2 separate regions of the Homo sapiens genome follow, and region 1 is linked to region 2. Evidence: chromatin loops called from intact Hi-C (ENCODE). Cell type or tissue: mammary epithelial cell. All regions are shown on one strand.

Region 1 (2,500 bases), 260 kb before region 2:
AAACTACTTAGCCAGTGTACTAGGCAGTGCCAAGAGAGAGGTGCCATGTGGGAGACGTGAATTGTATCCAGTCCTTGTAATGCAGGCATACTACGGGACCTTGTGCCTCCCAGGACTTAACCCCAAGAAGGGTTACACTGAGGTATTTCTCCTTTCTTGTTGTAGCAAGACATGGCTCTGGCCAGATCTGGGACTCTCTTCTTTCTGGCCAATGGAGTTAAGTCACACCCCCTCCCTCCCTCCATCTCCCCTTACCTCACAATATCCTCTAACTTCTGGTTTCTGCGGTTAAAAAGACAAGTTTTGTTTGTTTGTTTGTTTGTTGTTTTTGTTAGTTGAAAGAGAAGGAAGCATTCTGGAGAGGGGGCAGTGGATGAAAGGGTCTGGGGAGGAAGGGGAGTAAGACTTGGACCATGGGAGGCATGGGAGTTATTTTGGTGCCCAGAGGATCAAGATCCACAGTGTGTGTGTGTGTGTGTAGGAGGAGAGGGGTGTCCTCCCCACCTAAACACCAACCCCCCGGTGTGGCTTGGAAAGCCATGGCACGGCAGCAGAGCTTGCCATGTCCAGCAGTGCAGCCGGGTGGAGGTGCCCTTGCAGAGGGCAACCACAGAGCTGGCAATGCAGAGATGTCCTTCCATCAAATGGCTCATGGGCAGTGGATTTCCAAGAGGGTACTTGTGGTGAATGAAATGGTCAGACTTGTTCCTAAGCACACCCACCAGTGGCGGTCTCTGACATAATGGGAGGAGACAGGGAGGGGTTTTTCAGTGGTGGCCAAAGTTTTATCTGAGCAGAAAAGGCTGGGAGTTGAAATTCGGATGTTAATATCTCTGTGCTGATTTGCACCCACATGCTAGGGAAGCCTGGAACAGTTGGGTCTACTGAGAATACCCAGCCACCAAGTTCAACTTACTAGTAGGCCCTGTGGTGACACAAGGATGTTCCTCCCCTCATCTTCCTTGAAAGGCAGTCACTTCTCCTTTCTGTTTTACTGTTCCATGGTCCAGTCTTGAAGACAGAACCCTTGGCTTAGAGGTCCACTTAGTCCCTTAGGAGACAGATGGAAGAATAAGTTAGTTTGAATGGACTGAGAATCTTGAGAGCTGCTGCCCATCCCTCGAAATGGCAGCATTCAAGGAGGATGCAGATTAAAGGCTGCTGGAGTGTGCTGTGGACATGTGGTGACACATGCAGAAAGCAGGGGCCAGAGGGCACCCTGGCCTCACCTGTGTCACTGCGGAAGGCTCCTCTTGCCTCCTCTGCTGAGCTGTGGGATACTGATGATATTCCTGCTGTCCTGCAGGTGGCGCCACAATTTAGGTTTTTAAGCTGCTGACTGCCTGCCTGTGGTTTTTCTATCCAGTGCAAGGTACAAGACCCAGCCATGGGGGCAGCTCTTGGGGGAAAGAAAATGTCTCTCTAGCACCACCAGGCTCTGGTGATTTATTTAACGAGCAAATCTGGCTTTTATCAACTTAAATAGCAGCACTGTTCCTAGGCTAATAAAATGGTGGTAGCTAAGTGAGGGGAAACTTAAGAGTTTCTTCTCCTCTTTCCTATTAAACTGGTCCTTTTATTCAGCTGTGGGAGATGAACCAATACTTTTTCTGTCTAAACCCAGCAATAAACCCCAACCCAAGTCCCACAGACATAGCTTCTTTAGAAAACAGGACTCTCTGAAGCAATGTGCCATTTAGCTTCTCCCTCTTGTGGCCATGGGTCCAGACAATGACATAACCAGTTTCACGACCAGGCAAGAGGTAGAGGGAGTGACTCACAGAGCCATTGTCAGTAGGGGACACCTAGATGGTCCTACTTGTGTCTCCCTTAGCCCTCACCAAGGGAGAGGGGGTAGAGGAGGTGTGAGAGCCAGAAGATCTTGTACCTAATGCAGAAACACATTTTGAACTGTGGTAAGATGCTGCTTTTGCCTGTGTATTTATTCTTGGGGTGGGGACAAGATAGCAGAAGGCCTACCCTCATTGTATCATTCTATTTGAAAAAAATAAAAAGATACATTCATCTGGAAAGCGACTCTAATTCCCTACATGTGTTTTGTACCTACCTTAGAGTTTCAAAGCACATTAATAAGATGGTATGTCCTTTGAATGTCATTGCAACTCTAAGGGGCGAATGTGTCAGGTGAGAGATGAGGTATCATTGAGAGGACGTGACCCGCTCCAAATTGTAAAGCTGGCCAATGACAGAGCCAGGAGTAGGACATGTGTTTTCTAACTTCCAATGTAGAGGCCCTACTCATCCCACCCCATTCCATTCTCCTAACTTAAGGGAGTCAATCCAATGGGTCATCACTGAAAAAAAAAAATCCTCTACTGCAGCTAATTTGACCCTTTCTACTCCTCCTTCCGATAATATGATAACTGCCCCCTTTGGTATGCCTTTTACCGTGTTATTCAGTGGAAGGCAACCGGGGAAAGGCAATTTGAGATATGGCCCCTGGCCCCATTAACAACGGGAGAGCTCGCTGGGCCCCTCA
Region 2 (2,500 bases):
CATGGGAGAGGTGGGGAAGCATGGCACTGCCCTGCAGAACTCCAGCAGAGCCCTTTGACTGGGAAGGAAGCAAGTGGAGAGCATAGGAGAGGTGGGGAAGCATGGTACTGCCGTGCACGGCTCCAGCAAAGCCCCATGGCTGGGAAGGCAGGGTAAGGCACTGTGCATTTCAGGAACTTACACGGAATAAAAGAAAGGTTAGGATGACAGGGAGGCAGTGTGAGAAAACCTGCTTCTGGAGCAGGAAGTCCGGTGATCTCAGAGCACCAGGAAATTAGCATAAGGAAACAGCAAAATTGTCCGTTAAGAATGCAGAGCCAAAACTTCATGGTAGAGGAGTGCAGCGGCAATGTGTTTGGAGAGTAGGAAACAGGTGGAGAGAATTATAAATTACAAGGAACCCTGAGAACAGATCTAGAGTAGGAAACAGGTGGAGAGAATTATAATTTACAAGGAACCCTGAGAACAGACCTAGAGTAGGAAACAGGTGGAGAGAATTATAATTTACAAGGAACCCTGAGAACAGATCTAGGATGAAGCCCTCATCACAGCACCTGGAATATGCTAGTTTTCTATTTCTCAATTTGGAGTTCCCTGGGGACTGCATGGGAATCACCAGTAGCACTTACTCAAAATGCACGTTCCTGGGCTCCACCTCAGCCATGCTGCGTGAGAGTCTCAGTGGACAGGGCCTGGGAAGCTGCATTTTCACAAGCTCTGCAGGGGTTTTATGCTAAGTCTGAAAACCATGCTGCATGTGCTTAGGAAACGTTAGTAGGTTTCCCCCTTTCTAGATTAGATTAGGGGAAATAGAGAAGAATGGAAGAGAGGAGAGGAGGTTTCAGAAGGGCCTTTGGATGGCTCTCCTCCATATCGCCTTGCCCAGGACCTCTATGTGGGCCACCTTGGGGTGCGTGTGGACATGCCTTCCCTTCCACGGTTGGACCAGTCCTGACAAGCGCTGCGGGGCCAGGCGTCACAGGACTGGAGTCACCCGACTGTCGCAGCACTGCCACCTGCTGGCTGCAGGAGAAAATGCAGAATTCAACAGAGAGTCCACACTTGTTAAAGACCAGCTTCAGAAACACACAGGCAGAGACCCGCGCACACACATACCTACATATACACCACAGAACAGAGCCCCTCCGACCCTGGCTAGACCACAGCAGCATCTGTGATTTTGCCTGTGTAACAACTACAGATGGGTTCGATTTCTCCCTTCAGGGGACAGATGAGATTGGAGTGGGGGAGAAGAATTAAAAAAAAAAAAAAAAAAAAAAAGCAAAGTGCGTGATGATCACCAGAGGCTCTGAAAAGACTTCCTCTTCCCTCCTTCCTTCCTGTTTTCCGGTAAACACAGGAGGTAAAGATGTGCAAGTTGTGGAAACGCTCATTCTGCAGGGGGTGGGGAGGGAGAGTCCTGCAGCTGAGGCATCCCTTGGCTCCCAGCCCTGGGGAAGGAGAGGGAAAGCAGGGAGGGAGGAAGCCAGGAGGCTGGAGAAGCTGACCCTCCCCCAGCTTAGCGCTCTCAAGTGTCCAAAGCAAGTGAGCACATACTGATATCACCTCCTTTCCTCGACACTCTGGGTTCTGGGCAGTATTGCGCTCTTTTCTGCCTCAGTTTCCCCTTTAGTGAGCAGATGGGGCTGCCAGAGGGTCAGACCCTGGTGTGATCTCTGGTGCTCAGAAGGGTGAGAGTGTCCACATGAATCACCTGTCTGGCTAGGAAGGGCTCCAACTCCCTCCCCCTGCAACCAGGGCCCTGAGATGCTACCCCTGCCCTCTCCGCTCCAGTCCCCCTGCCTGCAGGCCTGCTTGTTGTGTGGGATGAACTGCTGAGATTGCCTTGTCTCGGTTCATGACCTTATGTCAAAACCACTTGGGATTGAGTTTCTTTGACCGGGTTACTCGGGTCTTCAGGGAAAATGGATTACAGCCTTTCCCAGGAGGCACAGATTCTTGCGCTCTCAGAGAATGTTCTCTGGCCTGCAAACTGTGCCTGCCTGGCCCCGACCCTTGCTCTGCCTGGCTCTTGTTCTCCACTCCCTGCTCTTGGATTTCTTCCCTACCCATTTCTGAAATTGCCTGGCCAGGTGTAACCTGAGCCAGCTGAGGGAGGGAGCAGGCTGAGAGGCTCCCTACAACTGGTGTTCCACAATGCTGTGCTGACTTTTGCTTGTGCTGCTCCATTTTGCTCTTGTTGCACACAACCTGGTCATGGTAAACTCATGGTAGCTTTGCAAGGATAGGCAAATGGTCACTGAATGCCACAGAATAAAAGTAATCAGGGAAGACTTTGGATCCTATGCTAGTGAATCCCAGACCAGTAAATCCAACCCAGTTCAGTCCAACTCAAGTCAACCAATTTATTCCAATTCAACATAACACAACCCAATCCAACCCCATCCAATGCAACCCAATCCAATTCAATCCAACTGAACACAACACAACCCAATCCAATCAAATTCAACCCAATCCAACTCAACTCAATCCAATTCAA

What was found. A loop is a pair of places that touch in the nucleus more often than their neighbours do. Peaks named below come from ENCODE experiments on the same cell type or tissue, not always from the same donor. Only the 100,000 strongest peaks of a DNase experiment are listed, where the experiment ranks them.
Region 1: it touches region 2 in a loop (14-fold over the local background); 104 of 110 quality-filtered maps call a loop at or near these places.

What each region holds. Positions count from the first base shown.
Region 1 is chr7:132,579,709-132,582,208 of GRCh38, reverse strand. It overlaps a transcript of PLXNA4 not described here. Among named protein-coding and RNA genes, the nearest start is that of PLXNA4, 4.5 kb to the right of the region's middle. RefSeq lists a silencer at 1,237-1,406. In mammary epithelial cell, a CTCF peak has its summit at 1,294 (motif pointing right); no DNase peak of the experiment used is centred here.
Region 2 is chr7:132,317,443-132,319,942 of GRCh38, reverse strand. All of the region lies in intron 3 of PLXNA4 (plexin A4), which reads left to right. Among named protein-coding and RNA genes, the nearest start is that of PLXNA4-AS1, 34 kb to the left of the region's middle. In mammary epithelial cell, a CTCF peak has its summit at 1,016 (motif pointing left); a DNase peak (open chromatin) is centred at 1,002.